Linked DNA regions of Mus musculus: region 2 is linked to region 1. The links are chromatin loops, found by intact Hi-C in ENCODE. Cell type or tissue: heart. All regions are shown on one strand. Each heading gives the region's core, and the rest is flanking DNA. Links, peaks and the distances in the headings are about the cores only. Region 1 overlaps Ugp2 (UDP-glucose pyrophosphorylase 2). Region 2 has its middle 63 kb from the start of Ugp2.

Region 1 (8,000 bases), core at 1-8,000:
TAATACAAAAATTCTATCTATATGAATCTATTTAGATAGATTTTTTTAAAAAAGAGTAGAGTGATTTTATACACTGATAATCTTTTTATCACTTATTCACTGGTAAGTCTTTTTAAAGCTTCTGTACTAGGATTTTCAAGAACACAACTGATAGAATGAATATACACATTGAATAAGTATTACATTTTATTTATATATATATACATATATATGTATGTGTGCATATATATATATATGTATGTATGTATGTATATATGTATGTATGTGTAGAATGGCTTACAGGCTATGGTCTAGCTAGTCCAATAATGGCGGTATCCCAACAGCAAGTTCAGGAGTCTGGTAGTTGTTCAGTCTATGAGACTGGATTCTCAGCTGGTCTTCAGTATACTCTGGAATCCCACAGGTGTAGGTTCTTAATGGCAGTGAATGAATGAACTTAACAACAAGAGTGAAGGCAGGCAGGCAAAGAGCGTGTCCTTTATATAGGCTGCCAGTAGAAGATGTGGTGCACATTAAAGGTAGATCTTCCCACCTCAGAGATCCAGATTACAGGTGGGTCTTCCTACTTCAAATAATCTAATTAAGCAAAATCCCTTAAAGGTGTACCCAGCCTCTTGGGTTTTAGTTAAGCTAAATGTTGTCAAGTTGACAGCCATCACTCTTTGTTTAGCATACTTCCATCTTGTTATAAAGCAAAGGCCAACAAATTCTCAGACTTTGGTCCATCTTGACTTTAATCTGTAAATAACAAAATTAATAAGTTTCCTTGTTGCTGACTGATACTAATCAGTGACTTTATATTTTTTTATTTAAGATCTTAGCAAAGCTATGTCTCAAGATGGTGCTTCTCAGTTCCAAGAGGTCATTCTCCAAGAACTAGAATTATCTGTGAAGAAAGAATTAGAAAAAATACTTACCACAGCAGCCTCACATGAGTTTGAGGTAAGGATTCAATAGTGTCTTTTGCTTTGTGTGTCAACATGCATAATTGCCACCAGTGGTGATTCTCCAGCCTGAAATGAGCACAGGATGTAACATCAGAAGTTAGCACTGTTGAACACTCACAGATCGTTAATATTTGTTCATAGTACAGCTACTTTCTTTTGTTAAAAAAAAAAACTGAGGAAATTTTCCAAGTCCCCAAAAGAGCATGGACAGGATTACAGTTTATGTTGTGTTTGAGTATCATTGGGTATAGAGATGGTTACCATGTTTAGTCGGATCTGTAACAAGCCATGTCCTCTCTGTGCCTTTTGCCCATAGCCAGGTCTAGCAGAGCTGTGCTAGAGCTCTCAGTTTTCCAGGTCTAGCAGACCTGTGCTAGAGCTATCAGTTTTCCAAAATCGAGAAGCTTTACTTTCTGTCAGTACATTATCTTTTATTTTTCAATTCAATTTGTACTTACTGTTTTGAGGTTAGTTATGTTTTATTCCCTTTTTGTTCTTTTGGTGAGAATTTATTTGCACTCAGAAGTAGTGAAAGATGTTGGAATGTAATAAAAAATAATGTTGAAATTCATAGGGACTAAAATTGTTCAGAGTACAAGACAACTGACTAGCAGGTGATAGTGGAGGGGTTGGCGTGTTAAAAGACTCCTTTAAATATAGTTCCTTTTCACTTTTCTACTTCAGTTTTAAACAGGCCTTAGTATTTTTGCCCTTCTCTATATTCTAATAGTGTAAGAATTTCACTTAAAGGTATTTTTAAAGTAATAGTTTGAATCTAGTTTTACTATGTATTAAACATTTTCTTCTATTTTCATAGCACACTAAAAAAGATCTTGATGGATTTCGGAAGCTATTTCATAGATTTTTGCAAGAAAAGGGACCGTCTGTGGACTGGGGTAAAATCCAGAGACCTCCAGAAGATTCGGTAAGTTTTAGGTAAAGCATAAGAAACTGGGTAATTTGAATGTTGGTTTTACTTTGTAGGTGGGTTGTGAAGATGTAACAGAACCTTCCTAGCAAACATACTGATTTCAGTTTGTGGTCCTTCATGTTGGGTGTGGAGGTAGCCGACCTTTAGCTTAAGGTCTCATCCCCCTGCAGCATTGTCCCACTTTCACACATTGTAATTAGCATCCATTCTACTTTTGTAAAAAGCATCCCGTTTGGATTTCATGTTGTTCTCTCTTCCAACCATTAGATTTCTTTCTGCCTTAAACTTTGCTCAGGCCTTACCCAGACTTTAAAGCTCTCTCCATGCTTTCAGGCCATTTCTGTAACCTTGTCTGCCCATGCCACCAGCCCAGCATACCTTTTGTTTTCTCCTCCCCTGCTTCTAGAGTTCTGCATAGTTAATGGTATGGGATCCTCACCTAACAAACTTCCTGTGTGTTATGGAGGCGTAGCGCTGATGTCTGCACCTGCCATGGGCTGCTAGCAGAAAGCCCCACTGAGGAGGGATAAAGGGCAGGATTAGGTGTTTAAATCTGAGCTCCAGTACTTTGTTTTATGTAAAATGAGAACAGTACCGGGTGTTTTGTGTACTTCACAAGTTGTTAAGATGATATATGTGAAAATAGATTACCGTACTTGAAGCATTGTATGGGCCTGATGTTCTTGCCACGTGTAGTGTTCATTTCTTACACTGCAATCTTGCTTTAACACTTTTAAAATATGATTCAGTGCAAACTAACTGAAGTGTGGTCCCAGTGTACCAGAGTTTGCTGGGGCTCAGGCCTGCTCATCAGTAGCAGTTTAAGCTAATGGAGTCAACATTAGATTTTTTTTTCCTAGTGAGAAAATCATAAATAAGTTCCTGCTTAGGAATACTCTTACTCCCATGTGTAGAAAAGTACCTACATTTTTAAAATTTAGGCCATTTCTTTTCTTTAAAAATCTCTCATTAGTTGCCTTGAGTATATTATCTTATTAGTAACACTGAAGTTAGAATTTTTCTCACTGGGTTGGCGACATAACTTAGTAGGAAATGGACCAGTGCTTGCCATGTGGGTCTAAAGACCTGAGTTCAGGCCCTAGAACCCATATTAGAAGGAAAGAATGAATCCTAAATGTTGTCTTCTGCCCTCTACACATGAGTAATGGGTGCACATGCGGGTGCACAAACACACACACAAATACACAAATATAATAAAAACAATTTAAAAAATTCCTCTTCTTTATAATGTCAATGATAATGGGGGACTCCCTTGTTTTGGTCTTTGTTTTACTGTCCCTGACACATTATTTATTATGATTTATTTCTTCATAGTTACATAGCAGAATTAATATTTTCTTAGCCAAAGAAAATGAGAGAATTCTTCTAGATAGGTATGCTCTTTAAAAAAGAACTACATGTAGATTCATCCAGTTTTTTAAAATGTTTGAGAACAGACCTAACACAATGATAGATTTAGTCACTCTAAGTACTTGGAATTTTTGTCTTGGATTTATTTATAATTGAATAACCTCAGTTGATTATTGTGTGGTGGGCTCCAGCAGCAGACCTGGGAGCCCTGCTGCTTTCTGGACAGTTACTACAGAGCCTGATATCAGCTAAGTGCAAGGCATTGGCCCCTTTGTGCAGCAGCTGCCCACGTGCAGATCCTGGTCCTTGCAGGTGGGTTCCATTGATGTGCTGTGCTTTAAAGTGTCAGTTGGTAGGTTAATGCTGAGGACGAGCCAGCCCTAGAAGCACCCCTTTACTAACTAAACCTAACTAAACAGAGAAGCAAAGGTCAGTCTGAAGTCTGCTCAGTGACTAGGATTAGCTGGGAGTGTACAGTGTGTCCTGTAGTCTCCGCTGCTGTGCACAGAGCCGGAGTGTCACTTGATGCCGAGTTATAACGTACTGGGCAGCATACTGAGAGCTCATCTTTGCCTCCTCTCCTTGTGCCAAAAAGTAGAAAACATTTACTTTTATTTATTTCGTTTTACAGGTACTACCTTTATCAAAAAGATTCTAATACATTTTTTAAAAAGACCCTCAACTGTCTAATCGGTAGCAGATTTAGTTCTAAAGATGTGATTTTCTCATTTTTTTAACAGAGCATTTTTAAAAAGATTTATTTATTTTATTTATACGAGTACACTAATCTACAGACACACCAGAAGAGGGCATCAGATCCCATTAAGATGGTTGTGAGCCCTGGGGATCCAACCCATAAACAACCACCAAAACCAGACACGATTGTAGATGCCAACAAGAGCTTGCTGACAGGAGCCTGATATAGCTGTCTCCTAAGAGGCTCTGCCAGTGCCTGACAAATACAGAAGTGGAGACTCACAGCCATCCATTGGACAGAGCATAGGGTCCCCAATGAAGGAGCCAGAGAAAGTACCCAAGGAGCTGAAGGGGTTTGCAGCCCAATAGGAGGAACAACAATATGAACTAACCAGTACCCCTAGAGCTCCCTGGGACTAAAGCACCAACCAAAGAAAACACTTGTTAGGACCCATGGTCCTGTGAAGGTTATATGCCCCAGTGTAGGGGACTGCCAGGGCCAGGAAACGGAATGGGTGGGTTGGTGAGCAGGGGGCGGGAGGAGATAGGGGGTTTTCGGAGGGGAAACTAGAAAATGAGATAACATTTGAAATGTTGGGCCTGTGTGCAAGCACCTCTGCCTCTTGAGCCATCTTGTAGGCTTGCATCTGTTTTTGTACATAGTTAGGAATATTGCTGTGGTTTGTAAGTAAAGTTTCATTGAAAAATAGAGATATGTACTTCTTGTCTGTAGCTCCTGGTTTTTGCTATATTTACACACTGAACAGTTAAAATTGAGGCAGTATAGGTTACTATAACACTTAAAATATTCAGTGGCTAAGATACATTTAATAAATGCTGATTGATTGTAGCAAGTTCAGACTGCTGAGCTGTACAAGGGAATTTACAATTTTTTTGTGGAGAACGCAGCATTTGTATATAAAACATGTTGGTTGTCTTTTTGAAGAGCCACCTGTAAAAGCATTAAAAGCAATCTCTATAGGATTTTAGATATAATTTTAGACAGTACCCATAGGGTATTTTCAAAAGAAAAAAGTTTTAAAGGGGATCTTCTGGATAAAGGTTGTCTATAGCTTCTGAGTATCATGCTAATGCAATCTGCCCATTATTATTGCTGTAGAACAATTAATCAACCTGAATTTTGTTTAGTAGCACATTGATTTCTGAAGGCTCTTTACCAGTAAGTTGTTTAGGACATGGCCTTCCCACCATTAATTTAATTTCTTGCAAATAAGAAGTTACAGCTTGTTTTGGAGAATTATGACATACATACATTTTTATAATACCTTGCATCAACAACCTTCCAGTAGGTGATAGGGAGAAAGGAAGGATAAGCAACTGATAAGGATGAAAGGTATTAATTCTGTGTGCTGTCAATTTATACCAGCATTATTTAATAAACTAATAACTTGCCTGTTGGCTTATCAGCTGACCTGTGCAGATCTTGTCTGCTGGACCTGGGATCTGAGGACCTGAAAAAATGGGATGGACCACAGTCTAATGCCGTGGACAACTGTACTTCAGTTTCAGTGTGCTTTTATATTCAAATGTAACAAAGCAATGATCCAAGGAAGGCTGTTTGAGTTTAGAAAAACATGTACATAGAGGTCAGTAAGCACAAACTAAATACTAACTATTAACAGACCCGTCCTGTCCCAGAAGTTTCTCAGGACAGACCAATTTAAACACAATTGCTTGGCACATACTGTAGATTATATCTAAGATGGCATGAAAGCACGGCAGAAGGCCAAGTCCAGATTCAGGGTACACTGACCAGGTTGGGTTCTATAGCTATGTACTGACATCCAACTAGAATAGACATCTTATAAACTGAATACAAATGTTTGTCACAGGAGACTCAGAATCACGTCCAAGAGTAGTCCAGGGAATAAAATGTACTTGAGGTAAGAGGCCATCTGCCTTTTTTTCTTGGAGCCTCTCTCACAGTTCCCCAAGGCATTGTTCATCATGGGTCATTGTTTTGACCTTGTTCTGACTGCCACCTGACCTGTTTCAGGTGTTAAATTTCTTACAGAATTTAAACAAGGGTCTCCAGAGAGCAACTTAAATAGTAGAGCCAAATCCTCAGTAGTAATGAGCAGATAAAAGCAAACTCAATTGACATGGCCCCAAATTTAAAACTTTGTTCTTTTAGCTTATCATGAAAGTTAAGCATTCACGTAAGTATTGATAAGATGAGCAGCAGAGAAGAATGTCATCTGCATATCTAATTCCCAGCACCTCAGGAAATTTAATGAGCATCAGGCTGTAAGTGCTTTATGCCTTAGTTGTAATTGTTCCCCTTGAGCTTGTTTTAATTTTTTTCTTCAAAAAGGGGCCATTGATCAAGCTAATTGATTTATTCCTGCTGTGTGTGGGGCGGGGGAGGGGAATGGAGAAACAAGCTCTTGCTGCACTGGCTTAGCTCCACCTGCCATTGTCAGGCGATGCATCGATGCGTCGGACACTGAGGCCTCTGAGTTCCAATCACATCATCTTTGAGCATGCTGTAGCAGTAAGTGACTCCTGGGCAGCTGGGAAGCTGGAGAGGCTATGGAGTCCATTCCACCTACTCTGCCAAGATACTTATGGCAGAATTTTTTTCCTTTCCTCTGTTTTTGTTATTAATTTTCCACTCTTTTACCTATGCTCCATACCTCTGTGGTAAGAGGCCTGGTATCTTACCTTCTATTTCTTTTTTTTTTTTTTTTTTTTTTAACTTTCCTTAACCTTCTCTAAGGGTCATGCCCCATGTTGGGCCCTGGTTATAGGGGGTTTCTGCAAATGCCAAGACCAACAGGGTATCAGACTGTGTAAGGCAAAGAGGAAGTCCAATTTAACACAGCCTTTGTTGGTTCAAACTTCAAAAGTCTAACCTTTAGCAGTTTATTGTAAGTATATATAAGTACAGTACAATTTGGAGAAAAAGCTTGCTGGTGTCACAAAGCCCCCTATGCACGAGGAGGCAAAATGACATCAAAACTCTTTTCAGAGTACATGGCACTTGAGATAAGCTACATATATTATCCTAACGGCCTAGGGGAGGATCTGAAATGGTTTTGGTCATACAGATAGTGTAGTGGTCATTTGGGCTCCTTTGGGTCCAATTTATGGGAGCTTGGTATGCCCTGGCTCTACAGACAGCATAAATCACCAAGTTATTAACCTCCTCCATCCCAGTCTTCTTGGTGGAAAAACAGGCTAAAACATCTCTCTCTTTGGAAAGACAATCCAGGTGTTTAACATTCCTGGTTTCCTTAGTGCTTATCTTTGAGGGCAGGGTCCTTTGTGTTCCTAGATTTGCATGCGTGTGTGCATGCGTTGGAGGTGGAGAGGAAGGGAAGGAGAAATGGAGAAAGAGGGAGGAAGGGAGGGAGGGAGAGAGGGAAGACTGAAGAGAGGAGAGACAGCAACCACTGGACACCATGGTGTGCATGTGCAGGTCAGGACAACCACCAGCATTAGCTTTGATCTTCACTTTCCATCCACCTAGATCTGTCCTAGACTAGCTGCTCGAAGCTTCTGGGCCAGCTAGTTTCTGTTTCATCTCCAAAGACTCATGCCCAGCCACCAATTGTATCTCATGTAAGTAGTTTATGTCATACAATTGAAAAGGAAAAATAGGTCTGTGGTTCTGCTATCCTACCTCTAGATCTCTAATCCACCATGAAGGAATTTCTACTTATAAGGGGAGAATTTTTATATGAAGCAAAGTGATCCACCCATACCTACTCCTTATACTTTCTGCCCTGAAATTATTTGAGAGAATCTTTTACTAATCCTTTTTGGGGGTTGGGATTCTTCAGTTTTGAGCAACTGAATATCCACACATCCCATTTTAAAACCAGGATAACAGCAGAATGTTCACACCAGGTACCGAAGCTTGAGAGATCTTTGTAAGAATTTCAAGCCCCCATAACATTTAGAATTATGTGTATGTGATTTGTTTTTTCCATAGTAGACAGTAGACAGTCAGTGTTGCCATACTCCCATAGGAGACCATGGCCTATGAAGGTTAAGAACTGCTGTCTTACAGATCTGGTTCTGCACATCTC
Region 2 (8,825 bases), core at 328-8,327, 83 kb before region 1:
GAAGTCACTATTGTGTATATACTCAAGGCTTCTTATTTTTCTTCTTTTCTAAATGCTCTTGGGCATTATTGGGCTTGCAGAGTTCCCTTATTCTGGGGTTACAATGCTTTTATCGTTCCAAGCTTCATCTTAGCTTCAGAACAAACTGTTAAAGCATGGTTTTGCAAAGGACAGTTCTGTTTTTTTTTTATTGTTTTGGTTTTGGTTTTGGTTTTTTTTTTTTTTTAATTTGGAACAGGTTACATAGGAATATGAAGTATGCTGTAAATAAAACTACAAGCCAGTGCTTTGTCTTAGTAGTTTTAAGAAATTAAAGCAGACTTAAGTTTCCTTGTATTGAAAATAACCTATGACTGTATGTTTTGCATTCCTAGAAGCAGGTTAACTGTGTTTGTAAGTTGTTATAACCACACCTTTTTGAAATCTGCCCTACAAAATTTGTTTGGCTTAAACATCAAAGCCATGACAATTTGTTCTTGGATGTGATTGTATTTCCAACTTCTTGTTCATGTAAGATTTCAATAAAACGTAAAAATCTATTCAAAAGTTTCTCTGTCCAATCACATTAGGGCAGTGGCAAGGCCTGTGATTGGACAGGAAAAGGGAAGCGGAGCTAGGAGTTTGGGGGACAGGGAGAAGCCAACATGGAGGCAGACTAAGATGATCCTGAGCCCACGTGGGTTTAAACAGCCACAAGTAGCTAAGATGTTCACAAAGTTAGAATAATTAGGCTATAGCTTTATCTTTATCAATTGGCTATGAAATTATTGTATGGGCATCTTGTAAATTGTTATCTTATTGTTATATAAATCTGATTGGGTAATTAAGCTTTAAGAGTCATGTTTCTACTGGGTAACTAGGTGTTGAGATGGCTGATCGTGGGGGTGGAGGGAGCATTGCATAGAAGAGAGATGAATTAGCTAGCTGGAAGAGAGTAGTAGCTCCACGTGAGAACACACCGAGCTGGGCCCCGCCAGGACATAGTGTTGTAGCCCACTGGGAACACGGACCAGTGGGGCAGGAGAGATGGCGGGTTGACTTTTTAAATATTTCCCGAAACAACAAGTCAACTTATGAAAGACAGAGAACAGCTCAAAGAGATAAAAGCAAGAACACAGACAAATACTGCAGTCATCCTCAGAAGGGTCAGTCTCAGTCACCAGCTGCAGATTCGAGCTTGCTAAATGAAATCCTACAGCTGTTTGTTGCTTAAGGTTTTCCATGTAGCCACATCATCTTCCAGGTCTCTCCATTTATAGGAAGGATACCAGAATGTAAAACAATCATTCTCTTAACTACAGACAGGACCCAGAACCCCAAGGGCTTCTGCTCCTCTCTACCTTCATCAGCACCAGTCTGGAAAATACAGTGACTCCAGGACTCAGAGAATCTACTCAAGCTCCTCTCAGGCCAAGCCATCAGGGTGGGTCACTCTATGGCAGATATTGGTGAAGAACATTTCTGTGACCGGAATCTGAAGATAGGCTTACTAGTGATACAACCTAGAAAGAAACACTGAATATTTGATTGTATGGTACCAGAAAATATAAATAATTTCTGATTATCAGCTTTGCAGGCTACGAGAAGCTCAAAACCACTAAAGTAAAACGCATCTCCCTCACCTCCCAGCACTGTCTTCCTCCACAGCATGCTGCCATGACAGACACACAGTGGGGAAGCACAGATGTCTATCCCAACCGCTATGTTCACTGCAGTCTACTTACCACAGCTGGGGAACAGAAACAACCTGCCTGTCAATGTTAAAAGACAAAACGAAGCTGTAATTAATTTATACAATGGAATGTTACTCAGCCAAGAAAAGAAGAGGTTTCTGCCAGTTGCCACAATATTGAAGAACCTGGAGGACATTATGCAAAATAAGATAAGCCAAGAAAGAAAACAAATATCATATTTCATTTATATATGAAGTCTAAAGCGAAATGACAACCACACAGAGGGAGAGAGTGATGGTGGCTACCAGGGTGGAGAGGGGGGAAAGAAGTGAAGAGACATGGGTCCAGAATACAAAACAGGCCTCTGGAGTTATAAGACAAACAAAGAGAAAGATGGAGAATAACAGTAATTAATAACAGGGTATTGTATTCAGAGATCTTACTAAGTGATTATGGCCTCTCTTGACATGGGGTAGGGAAAGGTGAATGAATAACTGTTGGGCAATGACTATGCTAAATTCTTTTCACTATAATACCCATTTTATTATATGTATATATTATTCTATAGCACATTGTATATGTTAAATATGCACAATAAAATCAACACACAAACACAATGGAAAAGAATATTTGTCTCACTAGTGTTTATCCACCAAAAAGAAGCATCTTACATCTCTTAAAACTATCCAACAATGCCTGCACTGTGCTCCATCCAAACAATGGAATTCTATCTAGTCTTTAAAAGAATGTTAAAAAAAAATCATAACTGTTGCTAACCCTTCAAAGCCCTTCCTCTCAGCCAAGCACTACTGTGAGCACGTGGCAACTGCTCCCTTGGATAACTCACAACTGTATGAAATAGGAATTATTAGTGGCCCCAACTTTACAATTGAGGAATCTGTAAAGTAATTATTTCAATCAAAGGACATGTCCAAGGGCCAAATGACACTCAAAATTCAAATGCAGATGAGCTAACATCAGAGCTCACTCTGTGGCTCTTACATATCAAAACAAATGTTAATCATTTACTATTGTGGAAGACAAATAGACTTTAAAAACAGGTTAAACATGAGACACACAGATGTGTATCTATATATACATGTGTTCCTGTACAAGCAAACATGCATTCACGTACTCACACATACCACATACACATTAACAACTAAAATAAAATAGCTTGAAAAGTTGAATTCCCATTCAATAACAAACATTTAAAAGATTATATAGCTATATGTCTTAGTCAGGGTTTCTATTCCTGCACAAACATCATGACCAAGAAGCAAGTTGGGGAGGAAAGGGTTTATTTGGCTTATACTTCCATGTTGCTGTTCATCACCAAAGGAAGTCAGGACTGGAACTCAAGCAGGTCAGGAAGCAGGAGCTGATGCAGAGGCCATGGAGGGATGTTCTTTACTGGCTTGCTTTTCCTGGCTTGCTCAGCCTGCTCTCCTATAGAACCAAGACTATAAGCCCAGAGATGGTCCCACCCACAAGGGGCCTTTCCCCCTTGATCACTAATTGAGAAAATGACTTACAGTTGGATCTCATGGAGGCATTTCTTCAACTGAAGCTTTTTCTGTGATAACTCCAGCTGTGTCAAGTTGACACAAAACTAGCCAGTACAGCTATACAAAGAGAAATTATTGCAAGGCTAAATAAACATACTATAATGTTAATAATAGTACCTCTAAGCAGTTACAATAGTTACTTCCTTATATTTTTCTATACTTCCTACAATTTCCATAATAAATATTTATGCTAATTTAATGAGGACAATGTTTTTTAAGACAAAATTATTTGAGTAAAATAAGATCAACAATATGACCTTTGTGCAGGGCTTTCTGTTGTGAAAGGTGAAGAGAGTAACCAGCTCTCAAAGGACATGTCCAGATAGATCTATGATGAGGACCATTTTGCCTCAGAAGAAAATGAGCTTCAGACCCATTAGTGAGTACTAGGCAGATGATAGAGTGCTTGACTCAGGCAGGAACCTCCAACTTCTCAGATCTACTCCCTCCAGAATGTCTATAAAGAGATGGTATGCATAGAAAGTCAAGTTGAGTACCTGAATGCCCTTACAGAAAATGTCATTTGTCTGCAACAAATTATAAATCATTCCTCTCTCCACCCCTCCTCCTATCTCCGTGTAAAGACCTTGGGCTGGGTTGTTCTGGAACTCACTCTGTAGACCAGGCTGAGCCTCAAGCTCACTGAGATCTACCTGCCTCTGCCTTCCAAGTGCTGGGATAAAAGGCGTGGGTGTGGTTTACAACTCATTAAATTTAGTCCCAGAATGGCCTGGCAATAGCAAGAGGACACTTGAGTAGATTTTATTTTCAGTGGACGTACAACTTTGCTAAGAAGAAAAGGCGGGGAGGGGTTCGGATGCACCACTTCAGGAAAGAATTGTGTATATGTGACTTATGCAGGGTGTTCCACATTAGCTCTGATGAAGAAGCTGCTACATGCAATGCTTTTCGTGCATGGCTCTCTTTTTCCAGGCTGTGACAAGTCTGGGTCACATTTGGTGCATCCTCATAAGCGCCTGTGGAGACCTGTTTTCAACTTCCAGTCCAGTCTGGAGTTCCCAAGGGAAGTTATTACTTCGTTTGGCCTCACTAGCCCAAGACTTCACAGTGATTCATGTCTAGCAGACAGGGCTGGCCATCTAAATAGTATGCTTTTCTTGACCTTTCCCACAACCACTCCTAGAACCCAGGGAAAGCTGCCTGCCCTAGAGCAGCCACTCCTGTGGCCCCCACCCTCATTCCCAAAGGAGCTTCAGGAGAGCTTCCCTCCTTCCTACTGCCTTACATCGCCTCATTGCTGAGGCTCTGGCTACCTTAAGGTGGCAGCTCTGAGCAGGATTCTTCTTGAGCTCAGAAATAGTGCTTAGATTTAAAGCAAGCAAGCAGGCAAAGAACCTGTTCAAAATATCTTCAGTTTGTATTAAGAAACAAACATGTTTTTCATTGAATCCTACAGTTTCAGTTGCAATCTTAAGAGTCTTCAAGCAATCTTCAGGGCTCTTAAGAGAACAGGCCAAACAAATGCATAAGTATTAAACTGAAAGAAAGTATAAGACACCAGCTGCCAGAGTTACAATAGCCCTGGGTCCTCAGAGGCTGGTGCTCAGCTGCCAGGTGAGCGAAGCTTTCTTTGAAGCAGCCCCTCTGGGCTGCACCTTAAAGATAGGCTGGGTTTTCACAGACCAAGCTAGGAAGGGGAGGCAGGGAGAATGAAGTAGATAGATGGAAAAAATGGAGTTGTGAAAGAGTGAGCCTTTGGGTGGCAAAAAGTCCTGTTTCTGTAACTGAGGGATCCTGTAGCTAAGATGAACCTAAAAAAGATGACATGAGTCTATTGTAAGATGCACTCGATTGCAGAAATGTTTGCAATGTTTTTTATATAAAAATACACGTCTTGATGAAATCACCTATGTTGAAATTAAAAAGCATTACACGGTAGAAGTTCTCAAAAACCAGGTAAAAAGGGTAGATAATAAAAACAAACAAACAAACAACACCAGGGAGCCTCCAAAGGCTTCTAAGGAGAGGTGTAATGTTATGCCTACAGAGTTCTGGTTTCTTGGATAAGCCTGGTGTGGGATAGTTTGTGTTAGAACCAGCACACTAATATAGGTGGAGGGCACCAAAGGAGGGTGTGGGAATGGAAAGGCTTAGACACCGGAAAGTTTATGTGAGACAACTTCACAGGGAGGCAACTGAATGAGAAATCCAAGATGGAATGAAGAATCTTATTGTTTCCTTGGTGTATATTTTTCTTCTGAGAAATCTTTCTTTCTGCCATGGACCTGCTGTGTAATCCAGGCTGGCCCTGAACTTCAATCTGCCCTCCTCTCCTTCCCCCTCCTCCTCTCCCTCCTCCTCCCTTTTCTCCTCCCCACTCTCCTCTCCCTCCTCCTCCTGGATGTTGAGATAAAAGGCTTGTGCTTACCACACCCTGCTCATCTTCTGATTTTTACTTCATAATGCAATTTTTAAAAATTCTTTTCTTCCTCTGTCTAGTTTCAAAATATGTGAGTCATCAAAGCAAGCAAGCAAGCGACAGTCAAACACTGTAAGAGACATTGCAAGCCATAGGGGCAGGACTCAGTAATGGTGCTTGCCTATCACATGTGAGACCTACATTTGAACCCCAACACTGCAAAACAATGTTTTATGTCCACCTTTAGAGTGCTAACCTTTGCTTTATGTATCTCAGTCTATATTTTCATCCATGTTAATCTATCCATTCAGAGACAGAATAGAAGACTCGGCAGCCTCACTCTCCAGCATCCTCATCCTCTCTCCCACTCTATGCAGAGCTTTGGTGGTATCACACTTAGAATTCTATTTGGGTGTTAGATTCATACACGTTTTATGCCTAGTCATGGATGCTTTTGTGCTGTGCAAAAACATTCCCCATTAATAGGAGTAATTGGAAGCCAGCAAAAGCATATTGCAACCACCGGGACTTTGGTCCTGCTAATTCCTAATGACCTAATTTACAGCTGCTTCAGGTTTCAACTCCTCGGTAAGTACTACTTCCCGAAACTTTATTTTAATGTTCTTGCTCTTAAATTCTCATGATTGGATTAACATTTCCCCATCGTCGAATTAAGGTGTTCCATTCCCTTCTCTGAGAGAAAGTCAGAAAGAACAGAGATATGTAAGAAGTGTTTTGAAGAAAAAGGACGGCTGCCGATTACATTAGCAAAAGTTATGGGGGGGGGGGTTGTTCCTGAGTTTAGAAAAGCTAGTGGCTTAAGAGACAAATGCATAGTTAAAGCTAAAGCCAAGAGGCAAAAATGAGGTGACTCAACTGGTATAATCCTTACATTAGCTTAGAACATTATTGAAACTTTCAAAAATAAAAAAAGTAAAAGTGTTGGGTTTTACAACTTTGCTAGGCATCTTCCTTTGTTCCTCCAGACTGACTTACTATCTCCTTCACTCTGCTTTGACTCCAGAAGATGTTCTTAGGATTGCTGTCAGTACTCCAGCTTTCTACCTTAGTACTGGTTCAGAGTGGGTGAAGATGGGGGTGCTATGGAGAGCAGAGGTGAGGGAGCAGTGAATATTTATTCTCCAGCACTCTGATGCCACCGTGCCCAGTGTTGGGGGATTCTACTCCCAAAGGTCAATATTATTGTTAGAACCTGGTAAAACTCGTTCCAGTCCCATGTCAGACTTATGGGATAGTAGCGGCTTCTCATTGTTACTAAACCCGTAATTACCCGTAACCACTACTCGAACTTACCGTAATTTCTGTAAAACAATTTAATGGCTTATAAAGAATGAATTACTAACAACTCTCCACTACCCATATGGAGTATTACAACTCTTTGCCAACTGATAGGGAGCCCTGAGACATTCAGTAACCCTGTAGCTAGAGAAGCAAAGGCAAAAACAAATGCACAAAGACACCATAGATGGACAAGATCAGAGCTTTTGGGGACCAATGGGGACCTATTGGGCTGAATGATTGAGGTGAAGCTGGCTTTTATCCATGTAAAGAGTAAGCATGTCCATTGCACAGACCCCATGTGGGCAATAAACTGAAAATACAGCCCATGGAAGAGGGGGGTTATTTGTTTGTTTTGTTTGTTTTTCTTCTCCTTTTGGATTAAAGACCCATTTAACACTGTGCTTTGCAGTGTAGAGAAGTCTGAGTCAGGCTTCTGTTTTTGTCAGGAAAGAGAACAGTAGTCTAGAGAAGGAAGCAAGCATACCTTGGTAAGGAATGCCCGGTGAAGAAGCCATGGGTCTGAAACAGACTGCCTGCATTCTAGCCCCACCCTAAAGCATATTCATTATCAGGATGCTCCCTCTAGATCAAAGGAAAACGGCTCACCTTCCTAAAAGGAAGTCCAGGGAAACAGAACAGTGGGCATCAGTGGGGAGAAACGTGTCTTTGATTGAATAGTCTCTAAATGTAAAGGCTGAGAAGTCCAAAGGGAAAGAAAGCCTGGGAGTGCTCTGGTTTAGAGTCAGGTTGTGCCAGCAAAGCTTCAGACAGAGTTGGCAGCACTGCAAGAGCGGCAATTTGCTCTTGAAGGAGGGCTGATAGCAGAGAATGATGGGCTGGTTTTGGTATAAACTGAAGGACGTTTTGTGTTGGCAAAAACTGAAAAGTTGGGTACATATGGGTTATAGTAGTTTTAAAGGGCTAAGTTAAGGTGTCTGGCAAATCAGAAGAAATTTGTTGGTAGAATCTGAAACACATTCCTGATTTTTTGAGAGTGATACTAAGAAGTTCCACAGATTTCCCTGGAACTGCTTCTGGGGTCAAAAGGTATGATTTGTGATTTGATGGGAATTATTTCCCATGTTGGAGAGACAAGAATAATTTATGGATTCTTTACAAAGCTGATGTGATGTTGTGGTTCCTATTTTGGAATCTTATAAGGAGCCAAATAAACTCTCCTTAGTCATATGAGCCTTGAAGGTTTACCAAGAACTTACCCTCTCCCTTGGCAAGCAAAGGGCCCCATGTGCCCAGGGAAAGAACACCACCTGACATCTCTAATGCAATGTGGAACCTCGTTTGCTTTATATGAGCAGTGATTCCAGGCATCATCCAAAAACATTGCTGCAAATTATTAATTCAGATCAGATGCAGTTCCATAAATGTTTTGCAGCAGCTCAAGAGGATAAATTACTAAGTAATAAATGCTGGCTCTCATGTAAAGATTAATTTCTCCTGTCCTTGAAAAGTGTCAATTAAATTTTAAGGGTCTGACTAGCCTGGTATCTTAAAGTTATATCCTGAGATATTGAGAGTTGAAGTCATATGGTCTTGGGACAGGAGAAGGAAACAGTGGGTAAGAAAACACTTCCCAAGCATGAGGACATAAATTCAAATCATCTGAACTCATGTGTGTGGTGAAGACACAGAGACAGACAGACAGACAGAAAGACATGGATAGAGAAAAGATAGACAAACAGACACGCACAGAAAGAGAGAGAGAGAGAGAGAGAGAGAGAGAGAGAGAGAGAGAGAGAGAGAGAATGTAGGCATGCCAGCGTGTACCTGTAACTCCACTGCTATGAAGGACAAAGACAAGATGCTCTTTAGAGCTTGAAGGCCTCTAGTCAAGCTCCAGGTTCAGCGGAGACCATGTCTCAGGGAAATAGAGTAGAATCAGAA

The links. Hi-C counts contacts between places; a loop is a spot of excess contacts. Peaks named below come from ENCODE experiments on the same cell type or tissue, not always from the same donor. Only the 100,000 strongest peaks of a DNase experiment are listed, where the experiment ranks them.
Region 2: it touches region 1 in a loop (2.9-fold over the local background); 7 of 42 quality-filtered maps call a loop at or near these places.

Annotation. Positions count from the first base shown.
Region 1 is chr11:21,347,221-21,355,220 of GRCm38, reverse strand. It overlaps Ugp2 (UDP-glucose pyrophosphorylase 2), which reads left to right. Exons shown (of 10, transcript NM_139297.6): 2 at 815-942; 3 at 1,765-1,872. Among named protein-coding and RNA genes, the nearest start is that of Mir1933, 6.5 kb to the right of the region's middle. In heart, for the core only: CTCF peaks have their summits at 4,303 and 4,610; no DNase peak of the experiment used is centred there; H3K27ac peaks cover 340 bases.
Region 2 is chr11:21,429,559-21,438,383 of GRCm38, reverse strand. It overlaps the pseudogene Gm29812. Among named protein-coding and RNA genes, the nearest start is that of Ugp2, 63 kb to the right of the region's middle. In heart, for the core only: a CTCF peak has its summit at 4,519; a DNase peak (open chromatin) is centred at 4,353.